Regions from separate parts of the Homo sapiens genome. Here all the other regions are linked to region 3. The links are chromatin contacts, found by Hi-C in ENCODE. All regions are on one chromosome and are shown on one strand. The core of a region is the stretch at or near the end of the contact, and the rest is flanking DNA. Distances in the headings are between cores, read along the strand shown.

The links. Hi-C counts contacts between places; a loop is a spot of excess contacts on that map. Pooled maps may share reads with other maps.
Region 1: a map of B cell shows a loop between it and region 3 (9-fold over the local background). The contact joins the promoter of ARL8A here to the promoter of TMEM9 in region 3. A Hi-C loop is called at or near these places in 2 of 168 maps with a recorded cell type or tissue (B cell and CD4-positive, alpha-beta T cell) and 1 of 50 pooled maps.
Region 2: a loop to region 3 is called in a map of CD4-positive, alpha-beta T cell, with 3 times the contacts of the local background. The contact joins the promoter of IPO9-AS1 here to the promoter of TMEM9 in region 3. A Hi-C loop is called at or near these places in 2 of 168 maps with a recorded cell type or tissue (CD4-positive, alpha-beta T cell and naive thymus-derived CD4-positive, alpha-beta T cell) and 8 of 50 pooled maps.
Region 4: a map of CD8-positive, alpha-beta T cell shows a loop between it and region 3 (7-fold over the local background). The contact joins the promoter of ZNF281 here to the promoter of TMEM9 in region 3. A Hi-C loop is called at or near these places in 3 of 168 maps with a recorded cell type or tissue (CD4-positive, alpha-beta T cell, CD8-positive, alpha-beta T cell and naive thymus-derived CD4-positive, alpha-beta T cell) and 9 of 50 pooled maps.
Region 5: a loop to region 3 is called in a map of naive thymus-derived CD4-positive, alpha-beta T cell, with 7 times the contacts of the local background. The contact joins the promoter of TIMM17A here to the promoter of TMEM9 in region 3. A Hi-C loop is called at or near these places in 1 of 168 maps with a recorded cell type or tissue (naive thymus-derived CD4-positive, alpha-beta T cell), 1 of 37 single-sample maps with no recorded cell type and 7 of 50 pooled maps.

Annotation. Positions count from the first base shown.
Region 1 is chr1:202,143,320-202,146,019 of GRCh38, reverse strand. ARL8A (ARF like GTPase 8A) reads left to right here and starts at 1,283. Exons shown (of 7, transcript NM_138795.4): 1 at 1,283-1,570. The coding sequence starts at 1,448. RefSeq lists silencers at 1,083-1,792, 2,293-2,342.
Region 2 is chr1:201,828,125-201,830,937 of GRCh38, reverse strand. IPO9-AS1 (IPO9 antisense RNA 1) reads left to right here and starts at 1,379. Exons shown (of 3, transcript NR_046696.1): 1 at 1,379-1,987. IPO9 (importin 9) reads right to left here and starts at 1,781. Exons shown (of 24, transcript NM_018085.5): 1 at 1,566-1,781. The coding sequence starts at 1,728. RefSeq lists enhancers at 1,482-1,691, 1,703-1,997, 2,154-2,667, 2,668-2,813 and a silencer at 1,742-1,981.
Region 3 is chr1:201,153,159-201,155,858 of GRCh38, reverse strand. It overlaps TMEM9 (transmembrane protein 9), which reads left to right and starts at 1,385. Exons shown (of 5, transcript NM_001288565.2): 1 at 1,385-2,001. The coding sequence starts at 1,936. RefSeq lists a silencer at 1,309-1,588 and an enhancer at 1,999-2,148.
Region 4 is chr1:200,408,728-200,411,427 of GRCh38, reverse strand. It overlaps ZNF281 (zinc finger protein 281), which reads left to right and starts at 1,392. Exons shown (of 2, transcript NM_001281293.2): 1 at 1,392-1,482; 2 at 1,705-2,700. The coding sequence starts at 1,723. RefSeq lists enhancers at 1-138, 814-863, 410-987, 988-1,565, 1,566-2,143 and a silencer at 1,204-1,383.
Region 5 is chr1:201,954,144-201,956,843 of GRCh38, reverse strand. It overlaps TIMM17A (translocase of inner mitochondrial membrane 17A), which reads right to left and starts at 1,341. Exons shown (of 6, transcript NM_006335.3): 1 at 1,292-1,341. The coding sequence starts at 1,317. RefSeq lists an enhancer at 1,063-1,352.

The sequences.
Region 1 (2,700 bases), core at 34-2,533, 990 kb before region 3:
CTCTACCAAATATACAAAAATTAGGCTGGCATGGTGGCGCATGCCTGTAGTCCCAGCTACTCGGGAGGCTGAGGTAGAAGAATCACCTGAGCCCGAGGAGGTGGAGGCTGCAGTGAGTCGAGATCCCACCGCTGCACTCCAGCCTGGGCCACACAGTGAGACCCCATCAAAAAAAAAAAAAAAAACAATATTATGCTAGCCGAAACCTTGTGATTCTTCTACTTTGGTAACTGTTTGACTATTTGGGGTCATCTAACTCCAGTTGATTGGACAGATATGGTTGATATTGATAGTTTACCCACTTTTGACTAAAACAATAGACTACATATGACTACATTTGAAAACCAAACCCCAACGGGCAGCCAGCATAGGCTGGGGACTGCCCGAAGCCTGAGCCTACCCGGGACTGCCAGCTGAGGTTGTCAGCCTGCCTGAGCAGGTCCTATGGGTGGGTCTTGCAAGGAGAGGGGCAGGAGTAAGGCATCTTTGCAGGCACTCCAGACCCACTTCAAGAGGAGAACTATCACTTCTCCTCCTGAAGAATACTCTGCTTTTCACCAAAACAGGGCAACATTTTCCTTTGTCACAGACGTTCCTCACTGAAAACCCCCTGCCAGGACTGTATCTGTTTGGGTATCTTGGGGATGCTGGTAAAAATCCGGAGCAAGTTCAAGCGTCCGTTTCACTTGGGGCCAGAGGCTTCCTAACAAGTGGTCGGGGTAAATTGTGGTGAACAAAACAAGATGGAGTATTAAAAGACCCGAATACGGTTGTCCCTCTGCACTGGGTGCATTTTGAGAGGATGGGACTGTACCCAGGAATGCTCAGAGGCAAGGGTTCAGGGACAAAAAAGCCTCCATCTGCCTCCCTGTCGTAGAGATCTCATCTCCGTGTCCTGGGAAGTGGGTGACCCACTCTCCTTCAACCTGAAAAGGCTCCTGCTTAACCGGAACCTCACCCACCTCGAGCCCACCACCCTTTAAGAAAGGGGGTGCCAGTCAGGGCGCGGCAGTCGGGGACAGGGTCTAAAATAAATTAGACCCCATTTCCCAAGCGCCTCTCGACGCCAGCTGCCGGTCAACCCCCGCCGCTGAAGCCTGCGGATTCCCTGCTCACCCCACCTGCGGATTCCCTGCTCACCCCACCTGCGGGTGCGGCCCCTGGCCCCCCGGCTCCAGCGAGGGAGGAGCGCGCGCTCGGGTGCGAGCAGGACACGGCCCGGCCGCGAGGGAGGGCGGCGGCGGCGGCGGAGGAGGAGGGCGCGGAAGCCACACCCATCGGCGAGCCGATTCCGGGGCAGCGAGTCGTCGGCAGCCGCGCTCGAGCCTCCGCCCGCACCGAGCCGCGGGACCCGGGCCGTACCGGGGAGGGGCCGCTCCGGGCCGCAGCGCGAGGGCAGCGAGGGGCGGCGGGGACCTGGCACCGGGCGGGGCCGGCGGCAGCGACCATGATCGCTTTGTTCAACAAGCTGCTGGACTGGTTCAAGGCCCTATTCTGGAAGGAGGAGATGGAGCTCACGCTGGTCGGGCTTCAGTACTCGGGCAAGACCACCTTCGTCAACGTGATCGCGGTACGAGGGCGTCGGGCGCGGGGTCCCCGGGCGCGGGCCGCGGGTCGGGCCTGTCCCCGCCCGCGCCGCGCCCTGCTGAGCCGGGGTCGCCGCCTGGCATAGCCGGGCACGGCCGGGCGCCGGGCGGGGGAGGAGCCGGCCCCGAGCGCTTGGGGCCTAGTACGGCCCGTGCCGTGGGGGACCGGGGCGGCGCGCGACCCGCTCTCTCACCCGGGCCGGTACTGCACGGCTGGGGGCAGGGGAAGGGGGACGAACAGACAGGGCCGGTGCCACGGGGCAGGCGGCACCGAGGGGCTCTCGAAGCAGGAGGGACCCGCTGCCGGCTGAGACGGGCCCCCTCTGGCCCCCGCGCAAGGGGGCATGACGGGGCGAAAGTGCACGGGCCTTCCTGTCCCGCGGGTAGAGGGTCACGGGACGGGGCGGCCGAGAGGCTTGAGGAGGGGGTTTGGGCAAGCCCAGCCCCACCCAGAGGGCTTAACCCCTCCTTGCCGGAAGAGGAAGCCCCGGCCCTATTGAGGGGGAGGGGAGGTATCCCCCGGGGTAGAGGAGTCAGCTGAGGCCCTTGGCTCAAGCCCAGACTCCTCCCCAACTTCTCCCCGACCCGCAGTGTCTAGCCGGGGGTCCAGGGAGGATCGCATGGTAACGGGAGTTTGGAGACTCCGTCTGGCTCAGAAGTTTGCAGGAGCAGGTGCTCCCGACAAGAGAGGATGAGGTGTAGGGGCACGGCCCACTGGGGCCTTGGGAGAGTGGCTCTAAGGGCTTTGGGTCGTCAACACTGAAGTGGGTGATTGTAAGTCTTTCAGCGCCAGGGGAGTGGTGGGGAAGGAGTTAAAATCTCTCTCAAAAAAGGGGAAGATGAGCTCCATGGGTGTGAGCTGAGGCTGCCGTAATGGCTGCGGCCTGCCTGTCAGAGCCAGGCTAGACAGGGCTTGTGGGTCGAGGAAGCATGGGACAGGGGCTGGGGTTGTCCAGGGACCTGGCCCCAGTCCCAAAGCTGAGGTTTCCCACAACTGTGAGTTGGCCAGATAGTAACCAAAGATACTGATGAGATAGGTCAGCAGAGGAATGTATCCAGCCGGCCTAGGTACCTCTACCTGTCCGTGTTGTTGCCCCACCTTGCAGAAGATGGG
Region 2 (2,813 bases), core at 130-2,629, 680 kb before region 3:
ACCATGGCATTTGGCTAAAGTTGAAAAGATCAGAGCAAAAGTGGAGTTGTTGTAAGACAGTTTAAATACAAGTCAAGGTCCACCTTTCATACAAAGGTGCCAGACATGCATTTGGAGCACCAGGAGCACTGGGTACCACTCAGGGAAGGTTTAGTTAAGATGAATTTGCACCAGACTCTCAAGTTTTATTCAGGTGACAACTTGAATGTGATGAGGTTCCTTTGCTTTGTCACTCTTCCTTCCTCATACTCAAGGGGGACAGACATTAATGTGCATAAACGAATTTTATTTAGAAGCCGCTAAAAATTCCTTTAGATTAGTTTATACATGGTTCTCAAACAGCTTTCTCCTAACCAGTGGTTTCTCCTGTATAGATCTGATATTTTATAAAACAATGACAATTACAAGTGGGCCTTCAAAATGGTCCTTAGCCTGTTAGATCCCAAATCTTAACATATTTCCAACAGAAGAAAATTTGTTTTCAACAGCTCTTTCATACTGTGAAAGAATGTAAACTAAATTTAAGAGAGATTTGTTCTAAATTCTTTTCAATAGAAATACGTCCAGTAGGAGAGCTAACTGAAGGTTTTGAATATGATGGGTGTGTGATGGGACAATTTCCCATATCTCTGATGAAGTATTTAAGTGGTGGTGGAAATATTCCTGAGTTGGGAGATTCTGAGGATTTGGAGTTCCAGTGAAGCTCTGACCAGATATATTTCTTACACAAAGACCAAGAAGATTTCTCCTCCTGTTTCTGGATTAAATTGTTCTTTGTGGTAGCTACACTGGACCCGGTGAAAGGCTCACGCGGCAGGAAATTGATAGAAAATCTCGAACCAATGGTTTATTTTCTTCTCCATCACTTTAAAGCACACAATAGAGGACGGAGACAAAGAATCAAAAACAAAGGATGATCAGTTCCTCCAAACAGAAATGCACAAAGGTATTTAATAAGGGCAAATTATTTTTAAAATAAACGTTAAGTATGGTCAGGACAGTGAAGCAATCGCATATGCATTTAATTTCTGGGAAAACACGAAGAGTACAAACAACTAGCTAGGTTTATAACTCAGAGGCAGAAACTTGTTTGATGACATCTATTAAGCTTTGATAGCCGCCTTTTCGAGGCCCTACCCTTCACCACTCCTACTAATAGCTCCCCCTACTCTTATCCCAGTACAATCCAGCTGGTGAAGAGAACAGCGAAAGACTTTGGTCCTGGACTCAAAAAATATTTCCCCGACCGCGCTACTTCCTCCAACAGCACCAAGTCTAGCTCCATCTCCGTCCCCTGCAGATTCTAGGCTCCATCTATCTTTTCAAGTCTCCACCCTCCCTCCCCCACTCCCAGGCTCCACCTCCCCCGACCCTATCCTTCAGGCGCGCCTCTCCTCTCTCGGACTTTCACAACCACCAGCGACATCAATCTCTCGCTTCCTGCTCCACTTCTCGGCGCCCACATCTCCAACTGGCTCAGGCTCCCCATGTCCCCAGCCGGTACGGAGCTGCGGTCAGCGGATTGTGCGGCTGAGCCATCCTCGTGACGGTCCCGCCTCACTCACCCTCCGTCACCTCCAGCACCTTAATCTGTTCTTCAGCAGCCGCCCGCACCTCCTGTACTGGGGATAGGATCCCGGTGAGCGTATCCACTAACGCTTCCTTTAATCCTTGTGCCACTGGACCCGGCAGCCCGGAGGCCGCACCAGCTGCCGCCGCCGCCGCCATCTTTTCTCCCCTCAGCCCGCCAGCCCCGCGGCCGGGACCCGCCACCGAATGACGGCCCCCGCGCGCGGCCAATCCGCGAAGCCGCGCCTGCGCACCAGAGGCGGGCGGGAGCGGGCGGAGGGCGGGGAATGAATCTAAGCCTCCAGAGACAGCGCCTCCTGCTGCCTGAACGAGAACTGCACCTTTCTCTGCAAGGATCTCTGGATTTGTGTGAAAACTGAGCCCCAGACAGGTTAAGGGGCTTTCCTAAAGTTGCACAGTAAGTTAGCAATCTCATTTGGAATAAAGTTCATGATATATGACTTTATATTCATGCATCTTTCAGGTGTTAGGAGAGAGGAGGCGGGATGGGAATAGATGTAGAGGGCTTTAAGGAGAGAGGTCTGGGTCACAAATAGCCCCTATTTTAAACCACATTCTTTTCCCCCCAAACACTGAAAAAAAGTTGGCTCAAGTGACTCTCTTCATCTTAGCCTCAGGAATCCAAAGAGGGGGGAAAATAAACTAAAGCAAACTGGGAAGTGGAAGTGGGAAAACCACGGCCCAGTCCCTTGGTTTTCCAGCCTAGATGAGCCCAACCTCAAAGCTGGGAAGTGGCTGGGCAGGGGAGACACCGGCATGTGAAAGGGAGTTTCTTCCAGAGTGAGTGTTGTATGTGACTATTTGAGAATGAATCCTATTTGTTGAAAATGTATAAATTTTTTTCCCTGAGAAATTATGGCTGGACATTTAAGGGGTGCGAGAACAAGAGCAGTTTGATGATATGGTTGTCAGCAGCTGGTCGTGGGAAATGGCCTACGGTGCAGAGCCGCTCCTGAATAGCGGAGCAGGTGGAGAGGATGAGCGCTCCAGTGAGGTGTTAAAAATGCAGGGTGTGGCGAGGCGCAGTGGCTCACGCCTCTAATCCTAGCACTTTGGGAGGCCGAGGCAGGAGGATCGCTTGAGCCCAGGATTTCGAGAACAGCCTGGGCAACATAGCGAGACTTCGTCTCTACAAAAAAATACAAAAATTGCCCAGGCGTGGTGGCGTACGCCCTGTAGTCCCGGCTGTTCGGGAGGTGGAGGTGGGAAGATCACTTGAGCCC
Region 3 (2,700 bases), core at 136-2,635:
CATATGTAAACTCATTATATCCCTACAACCACCTTGAAAATTTGGTAATATTAATCCCATTTTATGGGCATGGAAACCGAGACTTCTGAAAGGATTCCAAAGACTTCCAAAGATCCAAAGGCGGTGTCCTAAAGGAAACCACCCAAATTCACACAACTAGGAAGGGAGGAACCAGGATTCCTGCCCTGGTCACTCTAGCTCCAAAGCCCCTGACCTTTGCATCACACTGCAGGCCTCCTGCCCCTGCCCCCTGCCAACTAGATTTAATTTAATTCTATAGAATTCAGTTTAGCAAACACTTCCTGAGCACCTACCAAACACAGGTCACTCTGCCAGGTGGCAAGGATATAAAGAGGAATAAGACATAAGCATAGGAGAGAGGAACACAAACTCAGTGGCCTCCAGATAAGTGCCCACCTCAGTTCACAGGGCCTGCGAGGGGCTTGATTCCACCTGGACCCAGCCCCTATGCTAATCCAGCCACCAACCTCAAGTTTGGGCCATATTGATACCCCTCCCACCCACCCCTAAGGAATCCCAACATATCAAAGCTGAAGGGGATCTTAGAATCCAACCGAATCATTTTACAGATAAGGGAAGTAAGGGAAGCTGAGGCCCAGAGAAGGGAGGTATCTTTTCCAGGCTAACACAGCTGCTTAGGGGGAGCGCCAGGGCCAAAGCCCCGGTGTCCTCACTCCGGGTCTGGTGCCCTGAATTCATATGACTCCCCTTTCCTTCACAGCTGGCAAGAAGTTCACATCTGCCACATAGCAGCCAGGGACCCTCACCCCTGCATCCTGGCCATGCACACTTTGCCCCATTTTGCCAGGCCCAGCACCAGCATGGGGTAGGGGGATCAGGCTGAGGACGCTGTTGTGCACACTCTTCACAGGCCCAGCCCACACCACCCATCGCCAACCCTAGATTTCTCCTTCTCAGAGGTGTGTGTAGGGGTAGAGACGTTGCCGCGCAGAAAGTCTTCTGCAGCAAAGACGTGGATCCCTAAATAACATTTCCAGATTTTGAATGAGGACAAAGCCCTTCAATCTCGTATCGTTTTTGTTGACGTTACTAGCTTACAGTGTATAAAGCGCTTTCTTTCTAAAACAGCAAGATGAAACAAGCTGAGTTTTATAATACAAGGAAGGGAGAAGCACCGCAGTGGGAGTTCTCAGGCCACACAAAGGCAAGACCCTTCCCCAGGAGTTTGGAAGGCTGACGTTCCCTTTTCTGGTTTGGTCGGGTTTGAGAAATGCCCGCCTCTCCCTTGCGCAAGAGTCTCCCCGCCCAGGTGAAGGCGGGTCTTGTTGCCATGGCGACAGCGCGGTCGGGTTAAGGGGCTGCTCTGGCAACCAATAGAAGCTAGGAGAGGGCGGGGACAACTGGGTCTTTTGCGGCTGCAGCGGGCTTGTAGGTTCGTGGACGCGGCATTGGGGGAGGGGACGGGGGTCGCGGGGCTATTGGGGGTCCCAGTCCGGCTTAAGACCTCTGGGCGTGGTGGGCACCGGCCTTCGCCGTCGGAGCAGGGGTCCCAGACTCGCACCCAAAAGTTCCCGTCGGGCCCGAGCGGGGAGGAGCTGCGGGGCGGGCAGAGGCGGAGATGGCGGAGGGCGGTGGGACGTGATGCGCGGGTCAGAGCCGGGCCTTGAGAAGGAACTGGAGGCCCCTGGCAGCGGTGTCCCCTCGAGGACCCCTCTGCCGGGCTCACCAGGTGGCTGGCGGAGAGCCGGAGAGTTGGGCGGGAGGGAAGCAGGGTTTGGCGACCAGGTTTAGCAGGCCTTGGAATCCTGGAGCCCAGCCCCCAACCCCATTCCCACTTGGCCGGATGGTTAAGGGCCTAGCGTGCTGGCTGCGGTGTGGCCACCTTCCCCTTCTCCGACTCCGTATCTCTTTTTCCAGGTGTCCGGCTTTGCTGGCCCAGCAAGCCTGATAAGCATGAAGCTCTTATCTTTGGTGGCTGTGGTCGGGTGTTTGCTGGTGCCCCCAGCTGAAGCCAACAAGGTGAGGGAGGTGAGCCTGCAGCACCTGGTCACGACCACAGTGCACGGCCACCCTGTCTACAGGGCTGACTCAGAGGTAGCCAGCTGCTCCTTAAGCCTGCCTCTCACTCACCTATGGGCCATACTTCTTTTAGTGGTCTTCCTTCAGGTTCAAGGCTGCTGGCCTCCCTAAGGATAGTGCGGGTGAGGAGTGAGGAAGGGTGGGGCACAGAGCACTGGCTCACTCTGATCAGACAGATCAGTGGTGGACTTCCAGCAAGGAAGTTTGGAGAAGTTATCTAAGTTCTCCATACCTTCCTTTGCTTTGGACCAAAGTATGTTTTGTTTCAGATATTTTTGGATTTGGGAGTATTTGCACATAAAAAATGAGCTATCTTGGGGAGGGGACCTAAGTCTAAACCTGAAGTTCGTTTATGTTTCATATATGCTGTATATACATAGCCCGAAGGTAATTTTATACAATATTTTCAATAATTGTGTGCATGAAACAAAGTTTATCTACACTGAACCATCAGAAAGCAAAGGCGTCACTATCTCAGGCACCCATGTGGATAGTCTGGTTGGTTGGCATCACCACCATTCCTGACAATGAATTTATATGCTACCGATAAATATTTTCTTACGTTACACATAAGTTCTTAACGGTAAAAAAATATGATGTACTATTAACACAGTGAAAATAAATGATGTGTTCAGGGTA
Region 4 (2,700 bases), core at 143-2,642, 740 kb after region 3:
ACTTACATGTTGTTTCATGGGATTAGAAAAAAAGCAATTTCTTCTTATCTCAAAATTCTCATTAAATATTGTCTGTAAAATTTTTAGGGCAGGCTGAGAGAGGTCCATAAGTATTAGTAAATAATCCCTATGGTTTCGATTGTGAAATTTCCCAGAGAATTTATTATTTAATTATGAGAAGTTATTTAGCTAGAAACATTGTGATGTACATGTAACTTCATTAAGAAAACATACTATGTAAATAAGCTGTTGTCATAGTTCTAGTTCTTTTATTTAAAATTTCTCATTTATAAATATCCTTTGCTAGGAAAGTGTCTGGTTTAGATTTCTGCATGCTTAACATGAAATCGAGTGCCTTGTGTACATTAGACACTGAATAAATATTTGTTGTTTGATTTTGTTGATATAACTTTGATTTTAAGATTTTACTTCATAATTTTCCCTTACAAGAAAAATTTCTAAATTTGCAATGAGTTTCTCGGTATTCTGTACTGGCGAGGAAAGAGTTGATCCTAGCAGAGCTCTTAGAATGGCCTGGTGGTTAATTTTTCATAAACAATATAAAGGGCCAGGCATTCATAACGTGGCAAACAGACTGATTAGCCAGGCTAAGGTACGGGGGCATTTAAATAAGATGTAATGATAATGAAGTATGTGTGTGGGCGTGTTTTACAGGACTGCTGCACCTGGATTACGCTCGGTTTCCTCTTCCAGTAGCCTTCAGGAAGGTTGGCAGTAAGACAAGTTTTTTTCTTTTTCTTTTTTTTTTTTTTGTTGCAACGGTACCACTAATTGCGGTTTCAAAGCAGGCTCCTCCCATAAATGCAAAGGATATGCGCCCATTATTAGTGCTTCCAAATTCAAAGGGATAACATAAGCACCTGTTTTAATAAATGTTGAGCATTTGGAGTTGAATGCTTCTTGATAGAATCAAAAGTGCCCTCAATGATCCACTTCTAGGTTTGAATTTTATTTCAAGACCTGGATTGCAAAACCTAGAGTGAAGAAAGCCCTAACATTGAATCCTCAGTTTCCCTCACCTTCTCTTCCAGCCCCTTTCTCTGCATCTCCCACGCCACGCTGTAGTACAGTCCCCCGTAACTTCCCGCCCCTTGGGTTCCACCTCCTGAGCGTCTTTCCCCCAGAAACCCTCAACCACTTTCATCTCCTTCAGTGCAGCCCACCAATCACGCCTGTTCGCCTCGAAAGCCCCTTTTTAGCAGGGCTCCAAATCCCCGCCTCCCCTGCCCTTGCTCCCCCGCCTCCGCCCAACGGCCCCAGTGATTGACAGGCAGGCCGGGCGGAAGCTGCGGCGCAGGCGCCCTGGCTCCTTAGCCCTCCCCTCTGGCCGGGTCGAGGAGTTCCCAGCAGACACTGCGCCGCGGCTGCGCAGTACACGGGAGGCTTTTAATTCCATTGTGGAGAGGACGGCGTTATTTTTATTAACTGGAGGCGACGGCGGCTGCGGCGGCGGCGGGACCCGTAAGTATTGCCGGTGGGTCCAGGAGGGAGAGGGCGAGGCCTGGGGAAGAGTCGCAGGACCATGCGTGCCGGTGCCGGAGGCGACTGGGCTGGGAATTAGTGCTGGGCGCGTTGCGGTCTGGGCGGCGGCGCGGCGGGGTCCTTAGCGCTGCGGTGGTCCCGGCCCGGGGCCCGGTTCCACCTCCTTTCCTCCCTCTTCCCTCTTCCTCCTCCTTTCTTCAGCCAGGCCTCCTCCGGGGTATGAAAATCGGCAGTGGGTTCCTGAGTGGCGGCGGAGGTACCGGCAGTAGCGGTGGTAGCGGCTCCGGCGGCGGTGGTAGTGGCGGCGGCGGCGGCGGCGGCAGCAGCGGCAGGAGGGCAGAGATGGAACCCACCTTTCCCCAGGGTATGGTTATGTTCAACCACCGTCTTCCCCCGGTCACCAGCTTCACCCGGCCGGCGGGGTCGGCCGCCCCTCCCCCGCAATGCGTGTTATCCTCCTCTACCTCCGCAGCCCCGGCCGCTGAGCCCCCCCCTCCGCCAGCCCCGGACATGACTTTCAAGAAGGAGCCGGCGGCGTCAGCCGCGGCCTTCCCCTCGCAGAGGACCTCCTGGGGGTTCTTGCAGTCTTTGGTTAGCATCAAACAGGAGAAACCCGCGGATCCTGAGGAGCAGCAGTCCCACCACCACCATCACCACCACCACTATGGGGGGCTGTTCGCTGGAGCTGAAGAGAGGTCTCCAGGCCTAGGAGGCGGTGAAGGGGGGAGTCACGGCGTCATCCAGGACCTCAGTATTCTCCACCAGCATGTCCAGCAGCAACCAGCCCAGCACCACCGTGACGTATTACTCAGCAGCAGTAGCAGGACTGATGACCACCATGGCACTGAGGAGCCAAAGCAGGACACTAATGTCAAAAAGGCAAAAAGGCCAAAGCCAGAATCTCAGGGAATCAAAGCCAAGAGGAAGCCAAGTGCATCTTCCAAACCTTCTTTGGTTGGAGATGGAGAAGGTGCCATCCTCTCCCCAAGTCAGAAACCTCATATCTGTGATCACTGTAGTGCTGCTTTCCGAAGCTCCTATCACCTGCGGAGACATGTCCTCATTCATACAGGAGAAAGACCTTTCCAGTGCAGCCAGTGTAGTATGGGTTTCATTCAGAAATACCTACTACAGAGACATGAGAAAATTCATAGTAGAGAGAAGCCATTTGGATGTGATCAGTGCAGCATGAAGTTT
Region 5 (2,700 bases), core at 92-2,591, 800 kb before region 3:
GCTGGGACTACAGGCGCGTGCCACCACGCCCGGCTAATATTTGTATTTTTAGTAGAGACGGGGTTTCACCATACTGGCCAGGCTGGTCTTGAACTCCTGACCTCGTGATCCGCCTCGGCCTTCCAAAGTGCTGGGATTACAGGCGTGAGCCACCACACCCGGCCTTATTTTTCTAAGATCTTTAACTCAACATAGTTAAATATTTTAACTCTCTGCTAACCTGTGTCATTATAGTACATCAAACAGCTATTTACAGTGTGCTGAGTCCTACATATCTGAGCACAATCCAGAATGGAGGATAACTGCTTTGAAGAAGATAAGTTTGAAGAGCCAGGAGACCCTAAAACTTATATTTTGTATGCCATTTATGGGAGAGGGGAACATAAAACATGCAACAAGGCTAGGATACCAGAGTAGTAATTTAAGGTCCTGGGCACTTTCACAAATTGAGGACATCTTGGTTGTTGCTCTTACACAATAAAACAAATGATTAACCGAAATATCAAGATTTGATTTTTTACCTATGACCCTAGAAACTTTAAACTCTGGCAACCTGAGACTTCTGACAGCAATTACATCGTTTTATAATTATCTATGTGTCTGGTTTATTCATACTCAATAAACGCTGGATGTAACAATGAATTTCTGTCCATGGCTTTTCAGAGAACACATGCTATTACCTCTTCCTATTTCCCAGGTAATTTTTGTCCCCCTCTACCCTCAAGAAAGAATTCCAAGAAGGAAAACAAGGCCCCACGCAATAAAGAAGCTTATCCAGACCCCTTGGCTAAAATCTATGTTCCATTCATTTAAAATGCTTCACTCTGTGGACACATATCATGATACAAGTAAAACCTCAAGAATGACACTCCCTCAAATGCCTATTCTTCAGTTCCTCAACGCAGGAACTGAGCAAGGCGAGACGGAGGGACGCGCCCAAGGTCACCTCGACGAACAGGGGGGATTATAACTGGCCCCGCATAAAGTCGATTACGCCCTGCGTTGGGAGGAGGTTCCGAGGTTCTATCAAACTCAAGTCTGGACCTCCTTACCATCCATCACAAGGTCACACGGGTGCTGGGTTGGGAGAGGGAGGCTCACGCGGCCGGGGAGGTACTAAGTACAGGGCTAAGAAGCCGACTGGCCGCGAAAGACCGCATTGCCCAGTTACCAGGCCCAAGTCGACGAGGCTGCGGTTGAGTCTGGCTTGCACCTTGGGAGCCTGGACAAGGGAGAAGGAGGGCAGTGGGCAGGGGGGCAAGAGAAATGCAAAGACAGCGGTGAAGCTCACCAAGGCTCTCGCGCGTACTCCTCCATCTTGACTCCAATGCCGCGAGTGATGCCGGGCAAGCTGGGCGGAGCCTGACCCCAGAGGCGGAAGTGATCCCGAGAGGAGGGCGTTAAGGTCTATGAGCATTGGTTCACCATTTCCCGCTGCAGCCAATGGGAGCCAGGACTCCTGTGGCCAGCGTGTGGTCGGGGCATTGGCCGCGGCGTGGCGAGACTGGCCCTGCCCACGTCCTCAAAGGCCGCGAGTCCCGGCTGTGTGGGCGGGGGGCTACCAATGACGGAGTCACACTACCCGGTCACCAGAGGTTCCGTGGACTGAAATCAACGCGATACTGCCTAAATACGCTTCTTTCTTTCCCTTCCCTTCCGCCTTCCCTTCCCCCTTCCCTTCCCCCTTTCCTTTTCTTCTCTCCTTCCATCCTTTTTCTTTCTTTCTTTTTCTTTTCTTCTTCTTTTTTTTTTTGAGACAGAGTCTGGCTCTGTCGCCCAGGCTGGAGTGCAGCGGCGAGATCTCGGCTCACTGCAACCTCCGCCTCCCGAGTTCAAGCGATTCTCCTGCCTTAGCCTCCTGAGTAGCTGGGACTACAGGCGGGCGCCACCAGGTCCGGCTAATTTTTATGTTTTTTTAGTAGAGACGGGGTTTCGCCATGTTGATCAGGCTGGACTCGAACTCCTGACCTCGTGATCCGCCCACCTCGGCCTCCCAGAGTGCTAGAATTACAGGCGTGAGCCGCCGCACCCGGCCTCTTTCTTTCTCTTCTTTTCTTTTCTTTCCTTTCTCTCTCTTCTTTTTCTTTCTTTCTTTTTTGGTACTTTTGCTGTCAAATGTGGATTAATGCTATCTTATTCGTCACTTACTGTGAAGCTGTTACCAAATACACGTAGCTCCTTTAGGGCAAACAGTGTCTCAGTGATTTATAATAACCACAGTGCCTGGAATGTAGTAGATGCTCAATAAATGTTTGTGAACTGGAACTGTTTGGGCCATCTGGAGAGCCATGACCAATTTGGAGCCCTCGATTTCAGGGACATTGACACCAGAGCCTCTCACAGGCCTCTCCACTAATGATCACCAGAAGGTGTGAAGATGTTTGGCTCGGAGAAGAGGGGACTTATGGGGACCAGGCCGGGCGTGGTGACACGTGCCTGTAGCCCTGACTGTTCGGGAGACTGAGGCGGGAAGATAGCTTGAGCCCAGGAGATCTACCCCGCAGGGAGCTGTGATCATGCCACTGCACTCTAGTGACAGAGTGAGACACTGTCAAAAAAAAAAAAAAAAAAAGGTTGGGACCCATGGAGCTTTTAGTTTACTGTCAACAAAATCCCAATCATGTGATGGCTGTTAAAGTGCTCCTCTCCATTCTGTACGTTTGTAATTAACTTTAAAAATATGTATATATTTATTTTACG